Regions from separate parts of the Homo sapiens genome. Here all the other regions are linked to region 2. A link is an interaction called in ENCODE POLR2A ChIA-PET data of the cell type or tissue named here. Cell type or tissue: Caco-2. All regions are shown on one strand.

What was found. Peaks named below come from ENCODE experiments on the same cell type or tissue, not always from the same donor. Only the 100,000 strongest peaks of a DNase experiment are listed, where the experiment ranks them.
Region 1: POLR2A ChIA-PET joins it to region 2 with 5 read pairs; 5 of 35 experiments call an interaction of 5 or more read pairs at or near these places.
Region 3: POLR2A ChIA-PET joins it to region 2 with 5 read pairs; 16 of 35 experiments call an interaction of 5 or more read pairs at or near these places.

The regions. Positions count from the first base shown.
Region 1 is chr20:49,297,326-49,305,325 of GRCh38, forward strand. No RefSeq gene overlaps it. Among named protein-coding and RNA genes, the nearest start is that of SNORD12, 21 kb to the left of the region's middle. RefSeq lists an enhancer at 1-364. In Caco-2, no CTCF peak of the experiment used is centred here; no DNase peak of the experiment used is centred here.
Region 2 is chr20:49,226,582-49,234,581 of GRCh38, forward strand. It overlaps DDX27 (DEAD-box helicase 27), which reads left to right. Exons shown (of 21, transcript NM_017895.8): 8 at 2,134-2,307; 9 at 3,618-3,768; 10 at 6,725-6,824; 11 at 6,987-7,128. Among named protein-coding and RNA genes, the nearest start is that of DDX27, 11 kb to the left of the region's middle. In Caco-2, no CTCF peak of the experiment used is centred here; DNase peaks (open chromatin) are centred at 3,650, 4,370 and 6,847.
Region 3 is chr20:49,146,151-49,154,150 of GRCh38, forward strand. STAU1 (staufen double-stranded RNA binding protein 1) reads right to left here. Exons shown (of 14, transcript NM_017453.4): 4 at 7,783-7,921; 5 at 5,432-5,597. Among named protein-coding and RNA genes, the nearest start is that of STAU1, 38 kb to the right of the region's middle. In Caco-2, no CTCF peak of the experiment used is centred here; a DNase peak (open chromatin) is centred at 4,813.

The sequences.
Region 1 (8,000 bases), 71 kb after region 2:
GCTGATCTCTCCTGGGCTCAAGCGATCCTCCTGCCTCAACCTCCCAAAGTATTGGGATTACTGGTGTGAGCCACCATTATATGTTTTAAATAATTTATTCCTCACCTCAAGTGAGTGAGGTAACATCCCAGTTTTACAGACAAGGAAACAGATTGGGCAGGGGAAGTGACTTGCCTCAGATGCACAATAAATGGCTCTGCCAGTGTCTTCCTTAGCGCCTCCGATCCCCTTCTCACCCTTGTCCTCTCTGCTCCTCTCTGCTCAATGCTCCTGGGAGCGTGAACTGCATTAATGGCTCCTTGTCTGGTGGCCTCAAGGTTCCCCAGGAGGCAGGGAGGGTGAGGCTGAGATGTGTGCTCCCCTAAGGCACATGCCTCAGCCTGGCTGCCTCTGTCTAAGGCCACAGCCCCTCAAGTGCTTCCCCACCTGACTTTCTGGGCTCTGGTAACCGCTTCCTGCCTGCCCCATCAGGTGTAGGGGGTGCTTCATGGGTCAACATTAGCTTATGTGGTTTCCTTATATCCTGGGCGCACCTTTGTTAGTCTCAAATTACATTCTGCTTGAACTATTCTCTATCCAGTGGGTTGTGACTATCTAGAGGCAGAGTTGGGATTTGAACCCCAAGACTTCAAAATAAGCTCTGTGCAAATGGCCTCCCAGAGCTGCCTGCTGGTTTCTTCTGCGAGGCCTGGCTTCTCCATTTTGGCTTGGACCATGGCCTGCTGTCATTTCCACAACAGTTGCAGGAAGTTGCCAAATGCGTTTTCTGTGACTGCCAGGCTGGTGACCCTGTTAAAAACAAAGCAACAACAAAAAAAGCAATTTCTTCAATTAAAATTACAAAACAGAAAAAAAAAAAGATGTCACACTTGGGGGAAGCTGGTTGAAGTGTACTTGATATTCTACATACTATTTTCGCAGTTCTCTGTGAATCAATAGTTATTTCCAAATAAAATGTTAAAAAAAACTTTATTACTAAATCAGAAAAAAACAACAACAAACAACAACAAAAACCAAAGCAGAATATGTGGTGCACTGTTGAGGGAAGTACAGAAGGATAAAAACAAGAAAATACTGACACAACTCAGACTCCACTGTTGAACCTTATTTTATTTTATATACTTCTAGGTCTTTTTTTTTTTTTTTTTTGAGAAGAGTCTCAGCTCACTGCAACCTCTGCCTCCCAGGTTCAAGCGATTCTCCTGCCTCAGCCTCCCGAGTAGCTGGGATTACAGGTGCCTGCCACCATGCCTGGCTAATTTTTGTATTTTTAGTAGAGACGGGGTTTCACCATGTTGTGCAGGCTGGTCTCGAACTCCTGATTCAGGTGATTCGCCCGCCTCGGCCTCCCAAAGTGCTGGGATTACAGGTGTGAGCCACTGCGTCAGGCCACTTCTAGGTCTTTTTCTACATGTTTATATATACACTGTATGTATTCTTTACCAAAGTGGGATCATACCATAATGCTGTTTTTTTTTTGTTTTGTTTTGTTTTTTGTTTTTGTTTTTAAGACAGTCTTACTCTGTTTCCCAGGCTGGAATGCAGTGGTGTGATCTCGGCTCACTGCAATCTCTGCCTCCCAGGTTCAAGTGATTCTCCTGCCTCAGCCTCCCGAGTAGTTGGGACTACAGGTGCCCACCACCACGCCCAGCTAATTTTTGTATTTTTGGTAGGGACGGGGTTTTGCTGTGTTGGCCACACTGGTCTCGAATTCCCAACCTCATGTGATCCACCTGCCTTGGCCTCCCAAAGTGCTGGGATTCTAGGTGTAAGCCACCACGCCCGGCCTATAGTGCTGTTTTGTAACCTCTGTCAGTTAACCATCTCCATTTTTTCACATCAATAAATTTCCCATTTGTCCACAAAAGTCCTGTACAGCTGGCAGAGGATATGTGTGACTGGAGGCCATTAGGTCCTTCAGGTTCTTCCAGCCTAGCACCACCCTTTCTTCCCCTTTACCATAGGGGCTTGTCCTAGAGAACGTCTCACCTTCTGGATTCATCTGAGTGTTGCCTTCTGGGGGTGTCACTTCATTTGTTCCTCTGTATCCTGCATCCCCTGTAAATTGGAGAGTCAATCTAAAGTTTTGATAAGATCAAGTTAAATATTTTGGCAAGAAAGCGTCATACATGATGATGCTGGGCACATCAGGTGACATCACATTTTATATTTAATGGACAAATAAAAGTTGTATATATTTACTGTGTACAACACGATGTTTTGGAATATGTATATGTTGTGGAATGGCTAAATCAAGCTAATTAAAATATGCATTACTTCACTTTTTTTTTTTTTAAGAGACAGAGTTTTGCTCTCGTTACCCAGGCTGGAGTACAGTGGCATGATCTCGGCTCACTGCATCCTCTGCCTCCAGGGTTCAAGCGATTCTTCTGCTTCAGCCTCCCAAGTAGGTGGGATTACATCTGCCACCATGCCCGGTTAATTTTTTGTATTTAGTAGAGACGGGTTTCACCATTTTGCTCAGGCTGGTCTCAAACTCCTGACTTCAGGTGATCTGCCCCCCTCGGCCTCCCAAAGTGCTGTGATTGCAGGCATGATACTTCACTTATTTTTTGTGATAAGAACACAAAATCTCTTGAGCAATTTTTAAGTACACAGTATATTCTTATTGACTATAGTCACCATGATGTACAATAGAGCTCTTGAAGTTATTCCTCTTGTTTAACTGGAAATTTGTACCCTTTGATCAATATCTCCTGAAAACAATTTTCTCTGCTTCTCTCTTATGACTTTGACTTATATGTGTAGATGCCACATAGAAGTGATATCTTCCAGCCTGGGCAACAGAGTGAGATTCTGGTTTTGTTTGTTTGTTTCTTTTTTTTTTTTGGAGACAGTCTCACTCTGTGGCCCAGGATGATCTCGGCTCACTGCAATTCTGCCTCCTGGGCTCAGGTGGTCCTCCCACTTCAGCCTCCCGAGTAGCTGGGACTACAGGCATGCACCACTACGCCTGGCTAATTTTTGTATTTTTTTGTAGAGATGGGTTTTGCCAGGTTGCCCAGGCTGATCTTGAACTCCTGGGCTCAAGCGATCTCTGCCTGCCTAGGCCTCCCAAAGTGCTGGGATTTCAGGCGTGAGCCACCATGCTCAGCTGAGACTGTTTCTAAGACAGTCTCACTCTGTTGCCCAGGCTGGAGTGCAGTGGCGGGATCTTGGCTCACTGCAACCTCTGCCTCCTGGGTTCAAGTGATTTTCCTGCCTCAGCCTCCTGAGTAGCTGGGACTACACGTGCCCACCACCACGCCCAGCGAATTTTTGTATTTTTAGTAGAGACGGGGTTTCGCCATGTTAGCCAGGCTGGTCTTCAACTCTCGACCTCAAGTGATCCACCTGCCTCGGCCTCCCAAAGTGTTAGGATTACAGGTGTGAGCCACCATGTCTGGCCTCACACAGAATTTTAAAAACACATTTTAAAAGTGTATTCAAGGGTTGACATGCAATAGAATTAGCAATTTTTACTGCTTTATCAAGGACATTCCTAAGTGAAACTGGCTCTCTTCTTGTTACTGTGGGCTTGTAGGGGTGAAGAATACAGTGATTACTAATAGAATTAGGTGCCACCACTTTGATTCATGCTAAGGAGCCAGCAGCTTTGTCCTCTGTTGTTTTTGTACCATTTAACGCAAATGTCACAGGGGAATGTTAAAAGATAAAGTCTTACTATCATTATGAAAATTCTTGGCCGGGCGCGGTAGCTCACGCGTAATCCTAGCACTCTGGGAGGCCGAGGCGGGTGGATCATGAGGTCAGGAGATTGAGACGATCCTGGCCAACACGGTGAAAACCCATCTCTACTAAAAATACAGAAAATTAGGCGAGCATGGTGGCAGGCGCCTGTAGTCCCAGCTACTCAGGAGGCTGAGGCAGGAGAATGGCGTGAACCTGGGATGCGGAGCTTGCAGTGAGCCGAGATGGCGCCACTGCACTCCAGCCTGTGTGACAGAGCGAGACTCCACCTCAAAAAAAAAAAAAAGAAAATTCTTTTGACCTTGCAGCCCCCTGAAAGTGTCTTAAACACCATACTTTAAGAATCACCAATCTGTTCTATAGACTTCATTCAAATGTTGCCAATTTTCCTACTAATATCCTTGTTATGGTCTAAGATCTAACCCAAGAGCACATTTAAAAAAAATATCAACTTTTACTTTAGATTCAGGCGGTACACATGTAGGATTGTTACAAGGATATATTTCGTGGTGCTGAGGTTTGGGGTATGATTGAGCCTGTCATCCAGGTAGCGAGCAAGGTACCCAGTAAGGGGTTTTTCACCCCCTGCCCCGTCCCTCTCTTCCCCCTCAAGCCTGTCATCCAGGTAGTGAGCAAGGTACCCAGTAGGGGGTTTTTCACCCCCTGCCCCATCCCTCTCTTCCCCTTCTTGTAGTCTCTGGTGTCTAATGTTTCATCTGTATGTGTCCACGTGTACCCAATGTATAGCTCCCATGTGTATGTGAGAACATATGGTATTTGTTTTTCTGTTTCTGTGGTAATTTGCTTATGATAGTGGCCTCCAGCTGCATCCATGTTGCTGCAAAGGGCATGATTTCCTTCTTTTTTTTTTTTTTTTTTGAGACACAGTCTCGCTCTGTCGCCAGGCTGGAGTGCAGTGGGGTGATCTCGGCTTACTGCAACCTCCGCTTCCTGGGCTCAAGCGATTCTCCTGCCTCAGCCTCCCGAGTAGCTGGGATTATAGGCATGCGCCACCACACCTGACTAATTTTTGTATTTTTAGTAGAAACGGGGTTTCTTCATGTTGGTCAGGCTGGTCTCGAACTCCCAACCTCAGGTGATCCACCAACCTCAGCCTCCCAAAGTGCTGGGGTTACAGGTGTGAGCCACTGTGCCTGGGGATTTCATTTTCTTTCAGGGCTGTGTAGTATTCTGTTGTGTATATGTACCACATTTTCTTTATTCCACTGCTGATGGGCACCTAGGTTGATGCCATGTCTTTGCTATTGTGAACAGTGCTGTGATGAAAATACATGTGCATGAAGAGCTAACGTCGAAACATGTTCTATTTAGATGTCCTCTCTCCTTAGGCTCTCTCTCTCTCTTTTTGAGGCAGAGTCTCACTCTGTTGCCCAGGCTGTAGTGTGGTGGTGTGATTTCAGCTCACTGCAACTTCTGCCTCCCAGGTTCAAGCAATTCTTGTGTTTCAGCCTCCCAGACATTAAAGAGATTTACAGGCCAGGCACAGTGGCTCACACCTGTAATCCCAGCACTTTGGGAGGCCAAGGCGGGTGGATTGCTTGAGGCCAGAAGTTCGAGACCAGCCTGGCCAACTTGGTGAAAGCTCTTCTCTACGAAAAACACAGAAATTAGCCAGGTGTGGTGACACACACCTGTAATCCCAGCTACTCAGGAGGCTGAGGAATGAGAATCACTTGAACCTGGGAGGCAGAGGTTGCAGTGAGCTGAGATCGCACCATTGCACTCCAGCCTGGGGCAACAAAGCAAGACCGTGTCTCAAAAAAAAGGGATGGGAAAGAAAATTGAAAATTACTAGAGGGTTACTTTGATTACAGTATTCAGGGAAGGCCTCTCTGAGGATGTGACATGTGAGCCAAGATCTGAAGGATGAATAGGAGCTGGGCACAAGAAAATCTGAAAGGGAAGAGCATTCTGGGAGCGGAGACAGAAAGTGCAAAGGCTCAGAGATGAGAATGAACTCGGCAACACTACACAGAATTCTGTCCAACATTCTTCAGCTGCTGAAAAACTTGTTCATGATAAACTTGGGACTCAGACACATATAACAGACATCAGTTAAACACTTATCAGAGCTGGAGTCATGTTAAAGTAGAATAAAAATGTCAAACTCCAGACATTTCCATAAACACTCAACATGCTTCATTTGCTTAGGAGGAATTTTCCTCATCTCTAAATCATGGGGTTCCAGTTTCCCAAACTCTCTGCCAGGAAGGGAAATTGAGCTGGAAAGTGAACCATCAGAGAAAATTAAGCACCCGGCTCCACCCTGAGCTTTATCATTTATCAGTGGAGTCAGCTAGACATTTGGCAGAAAACGGTGAAAATAACATTTGCCTGTGTGTCTAATGGTTCCATATGCGTTTTGGGTTGGGTGGCATCCAGAAGCAGCTGGGAAAATTCCAGTTGTATCAGGCATTCATCTCTTCTCTCTGTGGCTAGCCACTCAGGAAGTCACATGGGTACCTTACTGCTCCCTAATTTAGCTCTGTCTTTAAAAAATATATAAAAATGTTTCTTTTTTTTTTGAGATGGAGTCTTGCTCTTGTTGCCCAGGCTAGAGTGCAATGGCGCCATCTTGGCTCACTGCAACCTCTGCCTCTTGGGTTCAAGCGATTCTCCTGCCTCAGCTTCCCAAGTAGCTGGGATTACAGGTGCCCACCACCATGCTCAGCTAATTTTTTGTATTTTTTTAGTAAAGGTGGGGTTTCACCATGTTGGCCAGGCTGGTCTTGAACTCCTGACCTCAGGTGATCCACCCGCCTCGGCCTCCCAAAGTGCTGGGATTACAGGCATGAGCCACCATGCCCAGCCAAAAAAATCTTCCTTAAGATATAAACACACACAAAAGGCAAAAGGAAGGCAACTTGAGGAAGTGGCTAGATCACCATATTGAACTTCACAGAATCTGGGTTCAAGGCCCATTTCATGCACTAACTGACTCAGCCCTCTCATTTGTAAAAATTTACACCAGTTTCTTACAAAGTGGCAGGTACTTTTTAGCTGTGTGACCTTAGGCAAGTGAGTTCACACCTCTGAGCCTTGACTTACTCTGAAAATAGGCATTAATAATACTTATTTGTGGTAGACACTGATGGTTTCTACCCAACAGTTGTTTTCCCCTCCTGGGTCTTTGCTTCCTTCTCCCATGACAGAAGCAGATGTGGCCAGACCTTCACCTTCCCAACCTCCTCTGCAGCTAATGAATGCAGCCTAGTTCTGGCCAATGAGATGCATGGAAAAATTGGCTAGGGAGCTTCTGTATGTAGTGCCTGTGATTTTTTGTTTTCACATGATTAATAATATGATTTCATGCAGCTATTACTAGATGGGGCCAGGCGTGGTGGCTCATGCCTGTAACCCTAGCACTTTGAGAGGCTGAGGCGGCGAATCACCTGAGGTCAGGAGTTCAAGACCACCCTGGGCAACATGGTAAAACCCCATTTCTACTAAAAATACAAAAATTAGCTGGGCATGGTGGCACATGCTTGTAATCTCAGCTGCTCAGGAGGCTGAGGCAGAATTGCTTGTGCCTGGGAGGTGGAGGTTGCAGTGACCCGAGATCACGCCACTGCACTCCAGCCTGGATGACAGAGTGAGACTCTGTCTCAAAAAAAAAAAAAAAAAAAAAAAAAGTACCTGGGGCTAAATAGAAAGGCCCAGAAAATCCAAAGCATGTGTTCTGCTGTGTAAGTTGGAGCAGTGCTTTTGGATGCTTCTCAGCTAAAAATGCAGATTCTGGTTCAGTAGGTCTGTGGTGGAGCTTGAGAGATGTTCCTAAGGAGGACCATTTAGGGTTGGCTGATCCACCATTTCAACAAGTTCTTCAAGGGCTCAAGATCTCTCCCACTTTTCTCCCTGCCATCCTGGATGGTTGGTGTGCTGTCCCCAGGCTTGTTGTGTGAAGGTCACAAGGTCAAGGACACAATGCCAGCGACCACACCCAGACATAACTGAACTTTCAAAGGAAGAGGAGCATGTACCCTTCCAGGCATCTCTCTATCAGTGGAGAAATCTTTCCCCAGGAGCCCATTCTTCTGACCCCCACCCCTCACCCCAGCCAATGGCTGCCGTGTGGCACAAGCCAGGAGTACCATTTTAATAGACTCTCTGGGAATGTTGTCCCAGAAGTTCTAGCAGCCTTCTCCTCACATCTTATTAGCCAGATGTGTGTCGTGTGCTTCAAGCTTAAGCCAGTCATTGGCAAGGAGAGTAGAATGACTGTGACTGGCTCAGGCCAGAAGTCTCAAAGTGAGGTGCTGGGACCAGCT
Region 2 (8,000 bases):
GGGCTGGGCTCTAGGTTGACTTACCAAAGGCTGGTTTGCTAAATAAATATTCTTGGTTTTTTGAACTATTTCATTTTTATTTTTTATTTTGTAGAGATAGGGGTCTCACTTTGTTGTCCAGGCTGGTCTTGAATTCCTAGGTTCAGGTTCAAGCGATCGATTTTCCCATCTTGGCCTCCCAAAGTTCTGGGATTACAGGCATGAGCCACTGTGCCTGGCCATAAAATTTTTGTAACACAAAAAAGATATACTGGTGCAATTGAGAGAGTAAAGGACTTTTTTTTTTTTTTTTTTTTTTTGAGACGGAGTCTCGCTCTGTCGCCCAGGCTGGAGTGCAGTGGCGGGATCTCGGCTCACTGCAAGCTCCGCCTCCCGGGTTCACGCCATTCTCCTGCCTCAGCCTCCCAAGTAGCTGGGACTACAGGCGCCCGCCACTACGCCCGGCTAATTTTTTGTATTTTTAGTAGAGACGGGGTTTCACCGTTTTAGCCGGGATGGTCTTGATCTCCTGACCTCGTGATCCGCCCGCCTTGGCCTCCCAAAGTGCTGGGATTACAGGCGTGAGCCACCGCGCCCGGCCGAGAGTAAAGGACTTTTAAATTTTTAACCACTTTATTTTGAAGTATTTGTAGATCAGTGGCAAGTTGCAAAAATAGTGCATAGGGTCTCTCGAATCCTTCATCAATGGTGACATCCCACATAACTGTAGGACAAAATCAAAACCAGGAAATTGGCACTGATACAACAGTGTTTCCTAGACTGCAGAGCTTACTCAGTTTACTGAAGGATTAATTTTTTGTTTTGAGATGGAGTCTCACTCTGTCACCCAGGCTGGAGTGCGGTGGCGCAATCTCGGCTCACTGCAACCTCTGCCTCCTGTGTTCAGGTGATTCTCCTGCCTCAGCCTCCCCAGTAGCTGGGTTTACAGGTGCCCGCCACCACACCCGGCTGATTTTTGTATTTTTAGTAGAGAGAGGGTTTCACCATGTTGGCCAGGCTGGTCTCGAATTCCTGACCTCAAGTGATACACCTGCCTCAGCCTCTCAAGAGTGCTGGGATTTACAGGTGTGAGCCACCGTGCCTGGCATACTGAAGGATTAATTTTGTAAGATAAACAGTGCATGAGAGGATGTCCGGTCTAGTAGTGGGCCACAAGTTTCAAAGGGTCTGATGAAGGTCATTTTCATTTAATCCTCTTGGGGTATCCCTGATCTCTGTGACCATGGCCTCCTGGCCCTGCCATATCAGAGGAGGAAATTTTTTTTTTTTTTTTTTTTGAGACAGAGTCTCGCTCTGTTGCCCAGGCTGGAGTGCAGTGGCGCAATCTTGGCTCACTGCAACCTCCGCCTCCCGGGTTCAAGCGATTCTCCTGCCTCAGCCTCCTGAGTAGCTGGGATTACAGATACACGCCACCATGCCCGGCTAATTTTTGTATTTTTAGTAGAGACAGGGTTTTACTATCTTGGCCAGGCTGGTCTTGAACCCCTGACCTCATGATCCACCTGCCTCAGCCTCCCAAAGTGCTGGGATTACAGGCATGAGCCACTGTGCCTGGCTGTATTTTTTCTTTTTTTTTTTGAGACAGAGTTTTGCTGTTGTCACCCAGGCTAGAGTGCAGTGGTGCGTTCTCAGCTCACTGCAACCTCTGCCTTCAAGTGAATCTCCTTCCTCAGCCTCCTGAGTAGCTGGGATTACAGGTGCCCACCACCAAGCCTGGCTAATTTTTATATATTTAGTAGAGACAGGATTTCACCATATTGGCCAGGCTGGTCTCGAACTCCTGACCTCAGGTGATTCGCCTGCCTTGGCCTCACAAAGTGCTGGGATTACAGGCTCCCGCCACCATGCCCAGCTAAGTTTTTTGTATTTTTAGTAGAATTGGGGCTTCACTATGTTGGCCAGGCTGGTCTTGAACTCCTGACCTCAGGTGATCCGCCTGCCTCGGCGTCCCAAAGTGCTGGGATTACATATGTGAGCCTGACCATGTGATTTGAAAGCAGAAAAAATATTCTATGAAAAATAAGTTCCTTTATTTTCCCCAACCAGACGTAGTTTTTCTGTGCTCTGGTGAAAACCTAACCCTGGAGGGAGCTAAACTTCTTCTCATTGCTTCCTTGCTGTCCCTCCCTCCAGGTAAAACTGCCGCCTTTGCCCTGCCTGTTTTGGAGCGTCTGATTTATAAACCCCGCCAGGCTCCAGTCACCCGCGTGCTGGTGCTAGTGCCCACCCGAGAGCTGGGCATCCAGGTGCACTCTGTCACCAGACAGCTGGCCCAGTTCTGCAACATCACCACCTGCCTGGCTGTGGGTGAGTTTCTGGCCAAGGGCTGCCAGCCCCTGAGAGACTGTGGTGGGGTGGAGGATGGATGTGCCCCGCCATCTGTTGGTGTTGGTGACAGGTGCCAGGAGAGGCCTTTGTGTTGATTGAATCCACTTAAAAACTGGAAGACTTTTTTTTTTTTTTTTTTTTTTGAGACGGAGGAGTCTCGCTCTGTCGCCCAGGCTGGAGTGCAGTGGCGCAATCTTGGCTCACTGCAAGCTCCGCCTCCCGGGTTCACGCCATTCTCCTGCCTCAGCCTCCCCAGTAGCTGGGACTACCGCCACCACGCCTGGCTAATTTTTTGTATTTTTAGTAGAGACAGGTTTTCACCGTGTTAGCCAGGATAGTCTCGATCTCCTGACCTCGTGATCCGCCTGCCTTGGCCTCCCAAAGTGCTGGAATTACAGGCATGAGCCACCGCACCCAGCCGACATGTTTTCATAGTGCTTTAGGTGGGTGGGATTTGATTGAGACTTAACCAACCTTCACAAATGAAACCTGAAAACTATGAACATTTTTTTCGTGGTACTGAACAAATTTGGGGTATAATTTCTGCTCTGTGAGAATAATGAATCAAATATTACTTTGGGCAGCGTTTTTCCAATGAAGTTATATGATAGTGTTATCTAGCCTGCATTTTGCCCTCCTTGTGCTATTGGAAGTCAGAAGTGATCTTTGTCTCCCTGTAACAGACACCTCATCACTTTCCTCAGCTGCTTCTCTTAGTCCTTGAATGTTTCAGGCATTCTCTTTTTTTTTTTTTTTTGAGAGGAAGTCTCACTCTGTTGCCCAGGTGGGAATGCAATGGCATGATCTTGGCTCACTGCAACCTCCACCTCCTGGGTTCAAGTGATTCTCCCACTGCTTTCCAAGTAGCTGGAATTATAGGTGTGCACCACCATGCACAGCTAATTTATGTATTTTTAATAGAGATGGGGTTTCGCCATGTTGGGTAGGCTGGTCTCGAATTCCTGACCTGAGGTGATCCACCTGCCTTGGCCTCCCAAAGTGCTGGGATTGATTACAGGCATGAGCCACCTCGCCCAGCCCATGCATTCTCTTCTGAAGTGCTTTTGTGTCATCATCATTGTTGATTTTTGCACTTAGCACAATTTTAATGACATGATCTGTCTTTCCCAGTGCGTTTCTGGGAAACCCATGTGCTTGGGCCTTTGTCAGTCTTACTCTCTCAGTGGTTTTCTCTGCATCTGGCCTGAGGCCTGGTGAGTGGCTGGTGCTCAGTCAACACCCATGAGCAGCTGACCTGGCCGCCTGGTGGGGCTCTCTTCTCTTTGCAGGCGGCTTGGATGTGAAGTCTCAGGAAGCAGCTCTTCGGGCAGCGCCTGACATCCTCATCGCCACCCCAGGCCGGCTCATCGATCACCTCCACAACTGCCCTTCCTTCCACCTGAGCAGCATCGAGGTGCTCATCCTGGACGAGGCTGACAGGTGCTCCTCACAGCCTGGGGCCCAGGGCACTGTGGGGTTCCAAGGCCCAGAACCTGGATGTGGACCTGCCACACTGCGTTATTCTTTGTGGCTCTGGGCCATGGCTGTTGGTGTGCGATACCAGATCAGCCACTTGTGCTGGGGCCTCTGCCCAGCCTTAGCCCATGTTTTCCTCTTTTTTCTCTTTCTCTATTATGGTGGTTAAGTGATAAGGCTGGTCAAATGTTGGTCCTGCCACTTCCTAAGGGAGATTTGGAAATATTTAGATTCTCAAAACAAATCTTTTCTCATTTGTAAATGGGAGATAAGGACATACGCACACCATAGTGTTGAGGAGCTGAGGAGGGAGGAAGAGGAAGTGCCAGCGTGGCTCCCACAGGGCCTCTGTGACTGCAGTGGGGACTCCCTCTCCCCCCACCCCGCCCCCCAGCTCTCTGTTCCTCTCTGTGCCATCTGCTCACCTCTTTGCTCTGGGACTGAACAGAAGGAACTCTTCCTGAACTCTGGACTGAGGCTGGAGGTGGGGCAGGGGAAGGAGCTCGCAGACAGCCCCAGGGCATGCTAAGGTTGCAGGCCCTTAATCCCTGACTCTTCACCAGCTTGGGGAATGGCAGCTCCATCCTTCCAGCTGTTCTGAATTCTTAGCGTGTCCTCCTGTTTTCACATTCCACAGCCCGCCTGTCGACACAGCCTGGCCACACGCCCCCACTTTGTGGCTTCTGCATTTGCCATTTCCTCAGCCTGGAGCCATCTCCTGCCCCTTCAGGTTTCTGTTCCAGTTGTTATCTTGTTAGTGGGGCCTTTGCTGGCTGCCCTGTGACGGTCCTGCCCTGACTTGCTCCTCCCGTCCTGCCTGCATTGTCACTGAGGGTTCATGGAGTGCCAAGTCCCCCTCTCTCCCTAGGATACAGTATTCATGAAGGGGCTACTGCTATACTCCCATGAACAAGGGCATGTCTAGTATATAGCAGGCGCTCAGTAAATACTTGTTGAATAACCAATTGGCTGACTCCCCCAGAACAGAAGACCCATTCCTGAGGCCTAAAGGATGAAAAAGAGATCATTTTAAGCCAAGGGGATGTGATCTGGTTTAGGTTTTAAAGGGGGAGGGAAACTATTCAAGTATGTACCTCAAAAGACCAAAAAAGGCGGAGGAAGTATTTGAGATTTAGATCAGGAGACAGCTCTGTGTGATACCTGGACCTAGACTGTAGCCTGCACTGGGGAGAGAAATGCTGTAAGGGGTTGGGCTTGCTGAAAACATGGAATCCAAGGAATCTCACAGATTACTATTATGTATAAAGAGAAAGAGGATCCTTTACAGTGGCGTGATCTGGCAGACACTATAGCCAAGTGACCAACCTCACATCCACAGTTCTGGAACAAACCGGCCGTCAGTATCTCATGATGGAGCGTGAATGCAGGGCACAGCTGTGCCCAGCAGCGCTGTCCCCATGAGGATTTCTCTGAATCCAGTTACTGAGAAATAATTATACGAATCCAGACTGTGAGAAGGATGAGGGGCCTTTTCGTTCCTTTTTTTTTTTTTTTTGAGTCAGGGTCTTGCTTTGTCACCCAGGCTGGAGTGCCATGGTGTGAACACCAGCTCATTGCAGCCTCTACTTCCTAGACTCAGGTGATCCTCCCATCTCAGTCCCCCGACGTAGCTACTACTACAGGCACATGCTACCATGCCTGGCTTATTTTATATTAAATAAATAGAGACGGGGTCTCGCTATGTTGTCAAGGCTGGTCTTGAACTCCTGGGCTTAAGACACCCTTCTGCCTCGGCTTCCCAAAGTTTTGGGATTATAGGCATGAGCCACCTTGCCCGGCCCCAGCTCATTTTTGTATTTTTTGTGGAGATGAGGTTTTGCTATGCTGCCCAGGCTGAGGGGGCTTTTCTAGATGCAGGAAGACTAGAGACGTGGCAGCCAGTTGCAAGGCAGGAACTTTGGTTCTTGCACTAAAACAAAAGGTAACTATAAAATAAAACTTGGCCTGGCGTAGTGGCTCATGCCTATAACCCCAGCACTTTGGGAGGCCGAGGCAGGCGGATCACCTGAGGTAGGGAGTTCAAGACCAGCCTGACCAACATGGAGAAACCCCATCTCTACTAAAAATACAAAATTAGCCGGGTGCGGTGGCTCACGCCTGTAATCCCAGCACTTTGGGAGGCCAAGGCAGGCGGATCATGAGGTCAGGAGATTGAGACCATCCTGGCTAACACAGTGAAACCCTGTCTCTACTAAAAATACAAAAATATTAGCCGGGTGTGGTGGCGGGCGCCTGTGGTCCCAGCTACTCCGGAGGCTGAGGCAGGAGAATGGCGTGAACCTGGGAGGCGGAGCTTGCAGTGAGCGGAGATCGCGCCACTGCACTCCATCCTGGGCGACAGAGCGAGACTCCGTCTCAAAAAAAAAAAAAAAAAAAAAAAAAAATTAAGTGGGTGTGGTGGTGCATGCCTGTAATCCCAGCTATTCAGGAGGCTGAGGCGGGAGAATCGCTTGAACCCGGGAGGCCGAGATTGTGCCATTGCACTCCAGCCTGGGCAACAAGAGTGAAACTCCATCTCAAAAAAAAAAAAAAAAAGACACTTGGAACCTGGAGGCAGCTGAAGGAATTTGAACGTGGCCTGTGCTTTAGATATTCACGCACTTGAAAGTCTTGGGTGTGTTGATGAAGTTGTGTTTCTGTAAGAGAAGGTCCTAGTGCTTAGGAGTTGTGTGCTGAAATATTTGGGGTAAGGTGTTATAACATCTGTGACTGACTTGCCACAAAAAGACAAAGCAAATGTGGCAAAATGATAATTCTTGGTGAAAAGATAAAATAATAAAATAGATGAGTCCTAAATGTAACCAATGACAACAAACAGCAGCCGGTATGCAATCCCGTGTCCCTCACTGTGACCGAAGAGCACTCTCTCCATTTCTGCCATGTCTTTCTCTGCTCCCAGGATGCTGGATGAGTACTTTGAGGAGCAGATGAAGGAGATCATCCGAATGTGTTCCCACCACCGCCAGACCATGCTCTTCTCGGCCACCATGACAGACGAGGTGGGCCGAGGGACTTCTCTGTGGCGGGTGGCAGGTGTGCCCAGAGGGGGCCATGCAGAGGACCCTGGCTGGGCTTGAGGGGGTTTGCCTGGGGTGAGCACTGCTTCCTCCTTCCCTACCACCTTGCAGAGAGCTGAGGAAACCTGGCTTTGTGCTTGGCAGGTGAAAGATCTGGCTTCTGTCTCCTTGAAGAATCCTGTCCGGATATTTGTGAACAGCAACACAGATGTGGCTCCCTTCCTGCGGCAGGAGTTCATCCGGATCCGGCCTAATCGTGAAGGAGACCGGGAAGCCATCGTGGCAGGTGGCAGCACAGGGCAAGCCTGGGCAGGGTGGGCTGGTCAGCTTCCTTGAGCTCGTAGTATCCATGCTGAAGTGCTTGGTTTCCCCTGCGCCTCTGCCGTCCAGTCTTCCCCAGCGCAGAGGCTGCACTGCACTAATGATGATCCGCTGCCTCTCTTCTCCACGGGTCCTTCCTCCCTTTGCTTTATCGCCTCACCAATCCTCTTTGTGTCCTGTTCAACTCCCAACCACTTGGCATCAGCTGCTGTTGTACCCGTCAGTCCAGACCACTGTTCTCTGTCGCCTGGATCGTTGCGCAGCCTCTTGCTCGAGCTCCCTGCTTCCACTCGGCCTTTTGTGACTCTCTGCATTGCAGAGCATTTACAATGATTGCTTGCAGAAGACATTCGTACTTATTATGTCCTTATTTGAACACCCTGCGGTGGCTTCCATTGGTCTTAGACTAAAATCCAAACATCTTAGTTTTTTAGGACTCTTCGGGCCTGGCCCTTGCCTGCCCGGGATCCCAGCCTTGGAGGCTTGCTCATGGCTCCAGCCACATTCGCCTGCTTGCACTTTTTTTTTTTTTTCTTTGAGGCAGAGTCTTGCTCTGTCGCCCAGGCTGGAGTACACTGGCACGATCTTGGCTCAATGCAGCCTTTGCCTCCTGGGTTCAAACGATTCTCCTGCCTCAGCCTCCCGAGTAGCTGGGATTACAGGCACTTGCCACCACTTCTGGCTAATTTTTGTATTTTTAGTAGAGATGGGGTTTCACCGTGTTTGCCAGGCTGGTCTTGAACTCCTGGCTTCAAGTGATCTGTCCTCCTTGGTCTCCCAAAGTGCTGGGATTACGGGCATGAGCCACTACATCCAGCCGCCTGCTTGCACTTCTCA
Region 3 (8,000 bases), 80 kb before region 2:
AGCTACTTGGGAGGCTGAGGTGGAAGGACTGCTTGAGTCCAGGAGGCGGAGGTTGCAGTGAGCCAAAATCACACCACTACACTCCAGCCTGAGTGACAGAGTGAGACACCATCTCAAGAAAATAAATAAATAAACAAATGGGTCTCTAATTTTAACTTTACTCCTAATTAAGTATGCACCTATCCCAAGTGAAGATAAAGACTCAAAACCAGAAAGAGCTGCATTTATTCATTTTTACAAAAGTATAAAAAAGTATTTTAAAAACTTCAGGATGTTTACGGTGGCTCATGCCTGTAATCCCAGGATTCTGGGAGGCCAAGCTGGGCAGATCATTTAAGACTAGGAGTTTAAGACCAGCCAGGGCAACATGGCAAAACCCCATCTCTACAAAAAATACAAAAATTAACAGGGAGTGGTGGCATGAATCTATAGTCCCAGCTACTTAGGAGGCTGAGATGGGAGGATCACCTAAGCCCAGGGAGGTCAAGGCTGCAGTGAGCCTGCATGGAGGGCCTCCGCACTCCAGCCTGGGCAACAGAGTGAGACCCTATCTCCAAAAAAAAAAAAAGGAAAGAAAGAAACAAAAATACATACACACTGAAACACCAACAGGATCACACTGTATGCACAGTAACAGCTCTGCATCTTCATCCCTTTTCATGCCTGCCTATATGAGATATCTCACTCTGGTACTCAGGGGATAAACGTAGCCAAGTTTTTAACCACTTTCCTAGTAACAGACATTTAAGCTAGCCCCCGTTTTTCTCTATTACAGATACTGCAGCTATGACCATACTGCTCCTAATAGCTCAGACACTGAGTAAAACTCATACTTCATTAGCACAAACCTTAGATTAAATAAACAAATAACCCATGCACTTTCTTAACTTGGGGCCTTTGCAACTGCCACTCCCTCTCTGGGCATACACTGTCCCTGCCCTTTGCTGATCTTTAGTATCAGCCGAAATGTCTCTTCCTCTGAAAAGACTGCTCTGAACTCACCACCATTATTCCAACCTAAATGAGATACTTTACGTTCTTCTAATTCTTGTCATTTTTCCATCCTTGCACTAAATGCACTTTTTGCTGATATTAATGTTAATGTCTGGCAGCTCCATTTGACTAAGTTCACAGGAAAAGGGATGGCGCTGACTGTTTCAACTCAGGGTCTAGCACAGCGCCTGGCATGGAGGGCCCAGACTATGCCTGCCCTGTAGACAGCAAGCGCTGGCTTTACTGCATATCTTCTAGAGAAGATGCACTGATCCACCACACAATCACATGCTCCACAAATATGCCACAGCTAAACTGACAATTTGTTTAAAATGATCATTTCCAATGCTGGCAGGCTGTGGACAGACGGGCTGCTTATGGCCTGTCAGCAGGTTGTAAAATGGCACCCTCTTTCTGTGGAGAACTTGGCCATATGTACCACCATGCATACCCGCTGGTTCAGCAATTCCACTTCTAGGACCGTGGACAAAGACTTTAACTGCAACGATGTTCTTCCCGACCCATTTTATAAGAGGGAAAATGCAAACAACCTAAATAATCAAGTCCCTGTTGGAAAATAAAGCAGTGCATTCACATAGTGGAACATTTTGTAGCCATTAGAAAGTGCTTAGGTGTGTGCTGAATTTGGGTCCTCCAAGGAATTTTAAGTAAATGACGTAACATATTCAAGATATACACATCAGTGAAAAAAGGTGGTTACTGTACACTGTCATGCCATTTTTATGAAATAGATAGGCATCTGTATTTACTTGTATATGTGCTTGTCAGTGAATATACACCAAATGGTTACAGTGATTATCCGCAAGTGGTAAATTTATAAATCATTCATTGTTCCTTGTTTTTGAATTTAAAATTTTTTATAGTCCATATGCACTATTTTTAAGAAAAAAAAAGTTATCTTTTAAAACTGTCTCTCTTTATTCCCCTACTGCCTGCTATCAGAGAGCCTGGTAAAATCAAGGGCAGCACATTTACGAAAGAGGCCAAGTGTTTCACTTATTGCAGGCTGAGCATTCCTAATTCAAAAATCCAAAACCTAAAATGCTCCAAAAATCAAACTTTTTGAACACCAACACAATGCCACAAGTGGAAATTCCGTACATGACCTCATGCAACGTGTCGCAGTCAAAACAGTTTATTCAATACCCCCAAGAAAAAAATAAAATTACATTCAGGCTTTCTGTATAAGGTGTATACGAAACACAAATAAATTTCATGTTTAGACTTGGGTCCCATTCCCAAGATATCCCATTACGTATGATGGAAATATTCCAAAATCAAAAAAAGCTCTGAAATCCAAAACACTTCTAGTCGCAAGCGTTTAGGGTAAGGGATATTCATCTAGTACTTCAAATAAGTCTTTTCTGAATTAATGACTCTTCACTTCACTGGCTAAGGCCAGTCTTTAAGCCATTTCTGACAGGCACGGTCTCTACTTCCAACTCTACAGAGCTAGAAAAGGGGCATAGAGAAGAAACGCCAAAGGGCACAAGTAGATTTAAACACCACTCCCAGCAAAGCTCCTCAGAGATTTCATAGGACCCGGTGAAAACTCAGCCCAGAAGAACATGTCTACAACAGCCGCTGCCCTCAGGACTGTGCCAACCAACGCTGCTCTAGTGAGTGAAGGCGGGAGACTCAGAAACACCAACAGGCACTTATCCTTTGTAGCAATACTGTGATCACTCTCATGGAGGACTCAAGGGGAGGAACTGCTGGGGAAGTGCTGACAGCTCTTAGATCTGTGGTTCCCCAACCTTGACCATACCTCAGAATCACTCCAAGAGCTCATTAACAACAACATGGCCAGGTATGGTGGCTCATGCCCATAATCCCAGCACTTTGGAAGGCCAAGGTGGTCAGATCACCTGAGCTCAGGAGCTTGAGACCAGCCTGGGCAGTACAGTGAAACCCCATCTCTACTAAAAATACAAAAATTAGCTGGGCGTGGTGGTGAGCACCTGTAGTCCCAGCTACTCAGGAAGCTGAAGCACAAGAATTGCTTGAACCCAGGAGGTGGAGGTTGCAGTGAACCAAGATCATGCCACTACACTCCAGCCTGGGTGACAGGGAGAGACTGTCTCAAAACACACACACACACACACACACACACACACACACACACACCAGCAAGAACAACAAAAGCAGGGAGAGACTGTCTCAAAACACACACACACACACCCCCAAGCAAGTACAACAAAAGCAAAAGCCAGATTCCTGGGTCTCACCCTACACCTATTGCATTAGAATCCCGGGGTTGGGCCTAGAATTTATTTTTTTAACTTCTCAAGTGATTGTGATGCAGAAAAGCCATATAGCAGTGTCCAGCAATTGTTCATCAACTATTGGCTGGAAGGACTAGAAATACCTACTCCATCTGACTCCAATTAGATTAGCAACAGTCAAGTAAAAAGCTGAAAAGCCTCCAAAATAACTCAAATTACACTACCTTTTTGGTGTTTTAACAAATCTCACCACTGAAAAGCTCATTCTTTTAACTTCACTAAATCCTCCTCTTTTAGTTACAGCCTCATTTTCTTTGATTTGGTCCTTAGTGAGCCCTGGAAACAGATCATCTGTTAGAATAGGTGATTATAGCGGAAAATGGAAATGCAGCGTAACAAAAGAAAAACAAATCGCTCCTGTGCGGCCAGCCATGAAGCCCAAGTTGGGTCACCCTGGGTGGCAGCTGGATACAACAGACTCAGCAGGCACCCTGCCCAAGGTCCACTCGGGTCTACACCTCTCATCACATAGCCCACTGTTCTGTGCAGGATCCTCCTGTTCTTTGTGAACATGTTTCCTGGTGAAGAAAAGTCAAATGCTACCCAGAGATATTTTCAGGTGGCATTTCCTGTTGTGATTAAACAGAATTATGAAATCTCAATGTTTTCAATTCACTGGACTTCTTCTAGACTTTGTGACTCTATCTGTGATAAGATTCTGCCTGGCCAAAGATATTCACTAATGCTTTGACCCCTCAATGGCATGGAGTTACTGATTCCCTAAGAATTATATTGCTATTTAGTCACAAAAATGTTAAAATCCTTTTCCTATCATGGTGGTTTTAAAACATGGCCCCTAATTCTTTGACAATCCTTTCATCATCTGGAAATGGGATTCTCCATATTGTGAACGTACTAAAATCCACTGAATTGTACACTTACAATAGTCAATTTAGGTTATATAATTTTTACCTCCATTTTTTTTTTTTTGAGACAGAGTCTCGCTCTGTCCCTGAGGCTGGAGTGCAGTGGCACAATCTCGGCTCACCGCAAGCTCCGCCTCCCGGGTTCATGCCATTCTCCTGCCTCAGCCTCTCGAATAGCTGGGACTACAGGCGCCCACCACCACGCCCGGCGAATTTTTTGTATTTTTAGTAGAGATGGGGTTTCACCATCTTAGCCAGGATGGTCTCAATCTCCTGACCTCATGATCCACCCGCCTTGGCCTCCCAAAGTGCTGGGATTACAGGCGTGAGCCACTGCGCCCAGCCACCTCAATTTTTTTTTTCTAAGTGACATTCTATATCTCCTTCCTTTGAATCTGGGCTCCATGACTGCTTGACCTGTAGAATATGGCAGACACGATGCTGTGATTTCTGAGCCTAAGCCTTAAGAAACTGGCAGCTGCTTCCATTTCCCATCTTCTAGGATGCTTACTCTTGGCAACCAGCCACCATAACATGAAGAAGTATAAGCAATCCTTCCATAGGTCACCCAGGGATGAACTGAGGTCCTGGGGCCAGAACCCCCAGCTGAGCTCCTAGCTGACAGCAAGCACCAACTTACCAGCCACGTGAGTGAGCCACCTTAAAAGCAGATCCTCCGGCCCCGTGCAGATCCACTTCAACCAAAGCTGTGTGGAACGAAGACAAGCTACACCCTTGCCAAGCCCAGCCTCAATCACAGACTCATAAGCAAAATAAATGCCTGGAGATGTTTAAACCATCACTAAATTCTATGATGGTCTGTTATGAGGCAAAAGGTAACTGGCGCTTCTATATAATCAAGAGTGGCTGGTAAAAAACAGCTTCAGAAAATCCTCTAACCTGGTACCCATATATCACAGTAGATTCTGGCAAGCATAATCTTGAGCACCGAAGACTTCATCCATACATGTTCTTCACAACTCAACTGAATCACAAACTTTCTAACGTGTTCACACCGTATCATGTCACTCAAAACCATGCTACAGACTGAAAAAGAAGGCAACTGACTTTCTTGTTAAGAAATTTTAAAAGGAAAAAAGGAGTAAAAAGCAAGAAAGCTACAGAGCATAAAATCTTGGAGGCATTCAAATAAAAATTATGGACAGCTGTCAATGTGCCTTCTTAGAAAAGATAATGTGCGGTGACATCTCCCCACTACCCTCCTACCCTGTCGAAGCGTCAGGGAGCCTGGGCTCAACTCCTCACCTCCAGCCTCTCTGGCAGGGGCTCATTCTGCAGGATCCTCAACGCTTTGGCAGCAGCATCGTGTTTCGCAGCCTGTCTTGTCTTTCCTTTGCCATTAAATTGCTGTCCTCCCACAGAAAGTTCCACTTGATAAAGTAAAGGTGGAACTGGAAATGGGTAAAAGTACCTAGAAATAAAAGGAGGTTAGGCAAATTACAGTCTCAAGTTGATAAGTCACCTATACACTCTCTGGCAAATGCAAGTATTTCCTTCATCACGATCCTACTCACATTAGTGTTTGATGCTAATCACTCTTCATCAATATATCCAGAGATTTCATAAAAGCTTAAACTGGATTAGAATTGCTACACAGTATAAGCAAAGAGTGTTTAGCAATCCAAACTTACATCTCACAAAATACAATGGCTTATAAATTATGAGTTTATCACACTAACCTGCACTGACAAAATCTAAAATGAATTAGGCTTTGGCTGAGACAAAAACTTGGCTTGCTCTGCCTTCTCAAACCTTAGCTTTAAATTTGCATGTCTCCAATAGGAGGCTGGGAATTTTAATGCACAAGTCTTTCAAAAGGACCCTCATTTCAAGAAATCCCAATAAGCTGTAGCCTACCTAGCAGAACCCAGTTTCTTATCCATTTCCCTAGCAGAACCCAGTTTCTTATCCATTTCATAGCTTATATTTTTAAAATGACTATCCCCCAACAGAGAGCAGGGAAATGAAGAATTCCATTTTGCTCATCATCTATCCACTAATGTCTTTTTTTTTTTTTTTTTTTTGTGAGATGGAGTTTCTCTTGTTGCCCAGGCTGGAGTGCAGTGGTGCGATCTCGGCTCACTGCAACCTCCGCTTCCTGGGTTCAAGCGATTCTCCTGCCTCAGCCTCCCGAGTAGCTGGGATTACAGGCACCTGCCACCATGCCTGTATTTTTAGTATTTTTAGTAGAGACAGGGTTTCACCATGTTGGCCAGGCTGGTCTCAAACTCCTGACCTCATGATCCGCCTGCCTTGGCCTCCCAAAGAGCTGGGATTACAGGCGTGAGCCACCACACCTGGCCTCCACTAATGTCTTATTACTGCCAGCAGAAGATTTTTAATCCATGGCATTTTCAGGTTTCAATTAATATTTTATTGCACCAAAGCTATTTACAAAACGCACAAGTTCAAAAGTCAAAAAGTACCCAATAATCAGGTAATCTACAAATGCTGGGAATCATTGTCTTGCAGGAATCATGATGCTATGGGAATCATGTTTAAATATGATTCAGTTACACAAAGCAGTTACAAGGGTTATCTTTAGCCAGGCTGCTTGAGGGCACAAGCCACACTGCCAGCAAGAAATATGCTCAGGCCCTACCCAAGAGCAGTAGTTAAAGAAGCACAAAGGAGCCGGGCGTGGTGGCTCATGCCTGTAATCCCAGCACTTTGGGAGGCCGAGGTGGGCGGATCATGAGGTCAGGAGATTGAGACTATCCTGGCTAACAAGGTGAAACCCCGTCTCTACTAAAAATACAAAAAATTAGCCGGGTGTGGTGGCAGGCGCCTGTAGTCCCAGCTACTTGGGAGGCTGAGGCAGGAGAATAGCATGAACCCGGGAGGCAGAGCTTGCAGTGAGCCGAGATCATGCCACTGCACTCCAGCCTGGGCAACAGAGCGAGACTCCGTCTCAGAAAAAAAAAAAAAAAAAGAAGCACAAAGGGCCGGGTGTGGTGGCTCACACTTTAATCCTAGCACTGCGGGAGGCCAAGACAGGAGGACTCCTTGAGCCCAGAAGTTCAAGACCAGTCTGGGCAACATACGGAGACCCTGTCTCAATGAATTAAAAAAAAAAAAAAGAGGCGCAGCCAGGTGTGGTGGCTCACGCCTGTAATCCCAGCACTTTGGGAGGCCAAGGTGGGCAGATCATCTGAGGTCCGGAGTTCAAGACCACCCCAGCCAACATGGCAAAACCCCGTCTCTACTAAAAAATACAAAAAAAAATCAGCCAGGCGTGGTGGCAGGTGCCTGTAATCCCAGCTATTCGGGAGGCTGAGACAGCCTCCTCACTTGAACCCAGGAGGCAGAGGATACAGTGAGCCGAGACTGCACCACTGCACTCCAGCCTGGGTGACAGAGCAAGACTCTGTCTCAAAAAAAAAAAAAAAAAAAAAAAAAAAAAAAAGAAAGAAAGAAAAAAAAGAAAAGGCGGGGGAGGGGCACAAAGGCACAAGAGTAATTAAGACCAACTTCAACACTTGGCAGGCCCAAACCAAATCATTACTCCCTCCACAATCTAGAGGTACTGGTTTATGTAAAAGATCAGACACGTTTTCTCCTGTATTTTACAAAAAAAAAAAAAAAAAAACACATACCTCGGGGGATAAGCACCTCCTCTCATGTTGTAGTTATAGGTGGACTGCATCCGAGAGTAAGGGTCAACAGGCTTATACATTGGTTTTTTTCCAAGTTTCATGCACAGTGCATTTAGTTCTACAGTAGGGGTTATGCTTTCTGCAAGAAAGAATCGACAAAGAACTGTTTTTTTCTGGTATGAGAATGATACTCACTAAAATAAAATGTAATAGCATGC